Regions from separate parts of the Homo sapiens genome. Here region 2 is linked to region 1. The links are chromatin contacts, found by Hi-C or POLR2A ChIA-PET in ENCODE. All regions are on one chromosome and are shown on one strand. The core of a region is the stretch at or near the end of the contact, and the rest is flanking DNA. Distances in the headings are between cores, read along the strand shown.

Region 1 (3,391 bases), core at 350-2,849:
GCCTAGAATCCCAGCAACTTTGGGAGGCCAAGGCAGGAGGATCACCTGGTGCCAGGAGTTTGATACCAGCTTGGGCAATGCAGCAAGACCCTGTCTCTACAAAAAAAAAAAAAAAAAAAAGAGAGAGAGAGAGAGAGAGAGAAAGAGGCTGGGTGTGGCTCACGCATCTAATCCCAGCACTTTGGGAGGCCGAGGCAGAAGGATCACTTGAGGCCAGGATTCCAGACCAGCCTGGAAAACCTGTCTCTACTAAAAATACAAAAATTGAAAGAAAACCTCAGCCCATGTTAAAGGGGACTGGGGCTATCCTTACTACCACAAAATCCTGCAGACCAAAGCCTGAACCCGCTGGTAAACCTTTCAACCCACTCACCACCCAGCATGACCAATCCCTAAACAAGTTCTGTTGGGCCACCCACTTCTTGTCCCCATTGCCACCACTCTCATCCGGGACTCTACTTCTCTCCTCACTGCAAAACAGGCTGCCCCTCACTGCCCTACTTCCACTCCCACCTTCAATCTATGCTCCACGCCGTAGCCAGAGGGCATGGGAGGACACTCTGAATCAAACCCACACCCTCACCAGGCTCCCCCGCCACCCCCGTCTCCTGCCCTCCCCCTCCTTCCCACCCCCACCCCACACTCCTTCACACGTCAAACTCATTCCAGCCTCAGCGCCTTTGCACCTGCTGTTCCCTCTGCTGGGAAAGCTCTTCCCTGATCTTTCACAAGGCTGGCACCTTTGCATACCACTCCACTCTCAGCTGGCATGTCACCACCCCGAGGAGGCTCTCCCCCAACGACCCCAGTTTTCCAGCCTCCCACAATCCCTTCTACTTCCAGGCGTGTCTCTCTCGCCATTCTGCTTTCCTGACTCCACAGCATTATTCATCCCCATCTGGAATTATCTTATTAATCTGTTTACTTCTTCCTTGACTGTGTCCCCCAACCTAAACAATGAACTCCAGGAGGACAGACCTTATCGGGCTCCGTCCCCGGCACTGGAAGCATATGTGATGTTCAGTAAATATTTGCTGAATGAAGAAGTTAACAATGGAATGAATGAATGAGTTTGCACATCACTGCACAATAAATCTTCTGCCCCCAGGAGGAATGTGTTGTAATCTCTAGCAGCAAAGAGGCCCTTAGATATCGTGCAATATAATGAATAACTGATCCCAAAGCATCTAAATGATTTCAAGCGTGCTACTGCTCTCAAGAATTTATGACCCAGACAACAGTGGCTGGGGTCAGGGCTCGCCCCTGGCCAGGTTACCAGGGCTTGCCTCTGCAATGGAGTAGAGCCCTTTATTGTTCTTTTGTCTAGGAATGGAGTTTCAGATCAGAAGAAATCCAAATACTCAAAAACCTCTTGCCCCAAGCATAAAGGACTAATTCCTTGGCGTAGAGCAGGAACTCACCAAAGACTATAAGGTCTGACAATGCACGACAGGGGAAAGAGAGAGAAAGATGGGAATGTCCACAGTCTCATTACTTCGACAAACACCCGCAAGGCCCCACCCGGTCAAAGGTAAGGCCTGGAGCAGCCGTGCCCACACAATGAGATGACTGGACTGGTTCATCTGTTTATTGGCAAGCTCAGGACAGGGTATGAGCAGTGGTGGAGACCGGCAAATGTCAAATGAATGAACATAAAAACAAGGAAGATTTGAATCTCTGCAGGAAAAAAAAAAAAAAAAAACACACAACAGATTAGAAACCACCAGCCCAATTGTTCAATAGTCATTTCTAAGGCAAACAAAAGTTCAAAAGAGCCAGTACCCTCAGGATAACTGAATAATAGATGAGGGGCAGGTTCTCTCTAGAGGAATAGTCCCACTAATAAATGAAGAGGTGGACAGAATTACAACAGCACAATTTTTGTACACCCCAAATGAAATAATGGCTCTGAGCAATGGTCATCCACGGCCACTAACACCAATACAGAAAGGGGCCCCCAGCTTTACATCCCTAACGGATACACAGCAACACCTAGGAGGACGGCTAGCCCTGCCTGCCAAAAAAGAAACAGTGTGTGTGTGTGTGTGTGTGTGTGTGTGTGTGTGTATGTGTGTGTGTGTGTACATCTCAAACCTGAAATTCACCTACTCTGCAAATCCAATGATTCATTTATAGGAAACACAGAGATAGAAGAATAAGTTAAACACTGCAACAGGGATATGATCGGTCAGATCCAGGCCTGATCATATACAGGACAAATGACATGGCCTTTCTGAACATATAAACTGCAAGAGAAAAACAAAGAAAAATCAAGCCAGGTGTGGTGGCTCACTCCTGCAATCCCAGCACTTTAGGAAGCTGAAGTGGGAGGATCCTTTGAGGTCAGGGGTTTGAGACCAGCCTGGCCAACATGGTGAAACCCTGTCTCTACTAAAAATACAAAAAAATTAGCTGGGCGTGGTGGTACATGCCTATAATCCCAGCTACTAAGGAGGCTGAGGTGGAGAATCGCCTGAACTCGGGAGACGGAGGTTGCAGTGAGCTGGAGGGAGGGAGAAGCCATAGATTAAATGAGGCTTCACACGCAGATGAACCAACTCCAATGGTGAGCCCTGTTGGGTCCTGATTGGAACAAACCAATTCTAGAAAGATATTTATGAGATGATCTGAGATGTTAACACTGTGCGGATACCAGATGATGTAAGCAATTAATGTTAATTATTGTCATGATTAAAATGGTCTTCTCATTATGTCTTTAAAGAATCCTTATCTTGCAGATACTCAACTATTTAGCGTTAAAATAATACAGTAGAGGGTGGGTGGTGGTGGATATAGAAGAAAACAGAGTGGTCATGAGTTAGTAAGAGGTAAAGCTTTTTTTTTGTTTTTTTTTTTGTTTGTTTGTTTTTAGGCAGGGTTTTTTTTTAGCCTGTCACCCAGGCTGGAACGCAGCGGTGCAATCTCGGCTCACTGCAGCCTTGACCTCCTGGGCTCAAGCAATCCTCCTGCCTCAGCCTCCCAAAGTGCTGGGAGTACAGTTGAGAGCCTCTATGCCCAGCCTCCTTTATTTTTCTTCACACCCCTTATCTCTGACGCACTAAGTAACTGACTTGCTTACTATCTAGCTGCTCTTTTAAAATACGAGCTCTGCAAGGGTGGAGACCCCGTTTGCTTTTCCATTACTCTCTTCCCAGTTCCCAGAATAGTGCCTGTACAAAACAGGTGCTCCATAAATATCTGTGTAATTAATCAAAGAACCAAAAGTGGGGAGGGCATCATCTACAGGTACCATCCTGGTGTCTGATGGCTCCTTTCAGCTCCACTAGGGAACACCTCAGAACTAGTGACATTACCGGCTGCCTACTCCAATATTGAGTCTCCCCTTTTCACTTAGCAATCAAATCTAAATTTTAGCTAAGAATAAGGCCAT
Region 2 (3,391 bases), core at 593-3,092, 33 kb before region 1:
GCTCTTCAATGCAGGGCCCTAAAAAAGTGCCCAAGAATATCCACTGAGAGACACCCCAGAGCTGCTCGACCCTTTTAGGGCCTCAGGGTGCCTGAGTTGATTTCTGTTGCTTGCAACCCAAGAACCTGGATTGATAAAGCAGATCACTTACTGGGTTTCACACTTTCTGCCAGACTGGCCGGCACTGCTTCCCAGTGCTGCAGTGCGGGGGCATCTTACAAATATTTTACAAGTTGGAGTCAGTGATCAGGGCATTCAGGGGCAGCCTGCATCTCCAAGAGCAGCCATCTTTCCACCCCAGGGAGAGAAACCCAATAAGAGACGTACAACAAGACGAAGACCCAAGGAAATCCCCTCCAGGACAACCCTCCCCTGGGGCGCCGTGGGCATGTTTGGTGGAACACTCCTGTGCATAGGTCAGTCAGCATCCCTGGCCCCCACCACTCATTGTGAGACCAACTCCCCATTTCTTTTCTTTCTTTTTTTTTTTTTTAAGACAGAGCCTTGCTCTGTCACCCAGGCAGGAGTGCACTGGTGCAATCTCAGCTCACTGCAATTTCCACCTCCTGGGTTCGAGTGATTCTCGTGCCTCAGCCTCCCAAGTAGCTGAGATTACTGGCGCCCGCCACCACGCATGACTAATTTTTCTATTTTTAGTAGAGATGGGGTTTCACCATGTTGGCCAGGCTGGTCTTGAACTCCTGACCTCAAGTGATCTACCCGCCTCGGCCACCCAAAGTGCTGGGATTACAGGCGTGAGCCACTGCGCCCGGCCAACCCCCCATTTCTGAATGCCTCCTGGGGGTGGTAGCCAGAGGCTGCACCCCTGACTCCCACAACCAAGTCTGTGTCTGGCAGTCCCTGTCAAGCAGTCCTCTAACTTGGATTCTGGCCTGGGTGGGGTGATTTTTTATTAGCCATCTTTAGACCTACAACATACAAATTTTAATTTTAATGACTAATTAAACCTATAGAGCCCTTGCCACAGGCCAGGAGCTGTTCTAAAGTTTTACATATAGTAACTCATTTAATCCACCAGTGACATCCACCAATGAAATGGGCACCATGACCAATATCACTCCCATCTTACAGATGGGGACCCTGAGCCTGGACACACTGTGACGTGCTGGTGGGTGGGGAGCCTCGACTTGCAGCCGTCTCCTCAGAGTTCAGTGGGAGTGAGGACTGGGGTGATGTGTCTAGGGCTTTCCAGTTCCCCCTGGAAGTGCTCTGTTCCCTCTCTGCCACCATTCAGCTCTAGGCTCGGCCTACACGGTGCCTCCTCGGGAAGCCCTCCTTGCCATCCTCCTTCCTGGTCCCCGGGTCAGGCCCTGGGTTCCGCACATTAATATGCTCTCCTCGCTCTCTCTCTGTTTCCTGTTTGGTATGTATCACAGCTGCAGTTGGGACTCTGAAGTTATCTGTTGAATGCCCAAGTCTCTTGCGTCCCCTCCAGGCTGTCAGTTCCACGACGGCCGGGATTTGCTTAACGATGTTCCTGTGTCCAGCAGCCCAGATCTGGAGTCTGGTAGGCACCGTAGAGATTTGCTGAGTAACAAATTAACTACTTTTTTTTGCATTTTTTGTAGAGGTGGGGTTTCACCATGTTAGCCAGGATGGTCTTGATCTCCTGACCTCGTGATCTGCCCGCCTCAGCCTCCCAAAGTGCTGGGATTAAAGGCGTGAGCCACCACACCTGGCCACAAATTAACTACCCTTTATAAATTCATGTTTAAAACTAGGATAAGGGAGAAGGGCTGGCCTAGAATAATGGGGAATGGAGAGATTCCACAAGAGCCACCTGTGTGTCTGATGGTGCTGTTGGGGAAGGGGATGTACCACTGGGTGTTAGAACAGAGGGAGGGGAGGCTGGGATGGCACAATCACGTCAACTCAAAAGTCATCATCAGTAACAAAGATTCACGAAATGAAAGCATGAAGGAAAACACAAACTCCTCTGTCCAGGCTGTCAAGCCTTCTGCTCCTGCATCTCACCCTCTGCCCTCATGACAGTACCGGCTAGAACCAGACTCTCTGTTCAAACCCCACCTCTGCCATGAATCAATACTTTTTTTTTTTTTTTTGAGACACGGTCTCACTCTTGTTCAGGCTGGAGTGTAGTGGCACAATCATGACTTGCTGTTGCAGCCTCAACCTCCCAGGCTCAAGTGATCCTCCCACCTCAGCCTCCTGAGTAGCTGGGACTATAGGCACGTACCACTGTACCTGGCTAATTTTTTTGTAGAGATGGGATCTCACCATGTTGCCTAGGCTGACCTTGAACTCCTGGCTCAAGCAATCCTCCTGCCTCGGCCTCCCAAAGTGTTGGGATTACAGGTGCAAGCCATCATGCCCAGCCACAAATAAGTAACTATATGATCTTGAGGAGGTCGATGAGTCCCTACACATCAGGAAAGTGGGGTATGGCAGGACCCATCTCATAAGGTTGATGAAAACAAATACTGCCAGGCACCCAGGAAGTGCTCAATAAAGTCCAGCTGTTACCAATGTTAGATCAGCATCATGACCCTTCAGCCTTTACAACCAGGACAATGGGGAAGTCACTTTGCCTCTGGGCTGCCCATGTCCTGTTAATTTGCTGCCGGAGGCCTGAGCTGCCCACTCTCTGTTGCTGATCTTCCTGGGACTCCAGGCCAACACATCAATCCCTCTTCTGCCTTGGGTGATCGAGGGTGGAGTCTGACACATAGAATCAAGAGTTCCAATATAGCATCACCATCCAGTCATCTGAGAAGCCAAACCACACATCTTACTGCACAGTAAAAAGGCACAGAGAGGTTGTATCAAATGTTTACCTCTCATAACTTCAACTAGGATCCCCTTACCCCTCACTAAAGGACAAATAATTTAAGCAGAACAGATACCCAGCATTCCACTTCCTAAGCATTTGCTCTGGTGTGAGTGTGGGATGGGGGACAGGCATACGCTACTCCCTCAGGCAGCCTCAGTTCTTCGTCATGCGAGCAGCACTCTCAGAGTGCTGAGAGGCGTTTTAGTGCTTCAAGATGCGCCCCCCTCCCGCTTTTTTTTTTTTTTTTTTTTGGCCAGGCACAGTGGCTCACACCTGTAATCCCAGCACTTTGGGAGACCGAGGTGGGTGGATCACCTGAGGTCGGGAGTTCGAGACCAGCCTGGCCAATATGGTGAAACCCCGTCTCTACTAATATAAAAAATCAGCTGGGCATGGTGGCAGATGCCTGTAACCCAAGCTACTTGGGAGACTGAGGCAGGAGAATCACCTGAACCCAGGAAGCGGAGGTTGCAGTGAGCCAAGATTGCGCCACTGCACTCCAGCCTGGGTGACAGAGCAATACTCTATCTCAAAAAAAAAAAAAAAAAAAGATGCGCTTTTTTTTCATACACCATGGTC

Evidence for each region. Hi-C counts contacts between places; a loop is a spot of excess contacts on that map. ChIA-PET counts read pairs that join two places held with the same protein, here RNA polymerase II (POLR2A). Pooled maps may share reads with other maps.
Region 2: POLR2A ChIA-PET joins it to region 1 with 11 read pairs in activated B cell. The contact joins two enhancer-like sites. A Hi-C loop is called at or near these places in 4 of 168 maps with a recorded cell type or tissue (HCT116, endothelial cell of umbilical vein, mammary epithelial cell and 1 more), 19 of 37 single-sample maps with no recorded cell type and 7 of 50 pooled maps. POLR2A ChIA-PET finds 5 or more read pairs at or near these places in 13 of 52 experiments (A549, B cell, Caco-2 and 9 more).

What each region holds. Positions count from the first base shown.
Region 1 is chr19:37,939,764-37,943,154 of GRCh38, reverse strand. The region is part of intron 1 of SIPA1L3 (signal induced proliferation associated 1 like 3); the gene reads right to left. Among named protein-coding and RNA genes, the nearest start is that of SIPA1L3, 34 kb to the right of the region's middle. Within about 2 kb of position 1,599, at least 4 of the 41 ENCODE cell types and tissues checked have a DNase peak (open chromatin) inside an H3K27ac peak, as active enhancers do.
Region 2 is chr19:37,973,207-37,976,597 of GRCh38, reverse strand. The region is part of intron 1 of SIPA1L3 (signal induced proliferation associated 1 like 3); the gene reads right to left. Among named protein-coding and RNA genes, the nearest start is that of SIPA1L3, 68 kb to the right of the region's middle. RefSeq lists a silencer at 2,504-2,563. Within about 2 kb of position 1,842, at least 4 of the 41 ENCODE cell types and tissues checked have a DNase peak (open chromatin) inside an H3K27ac peak, as active enhancers do.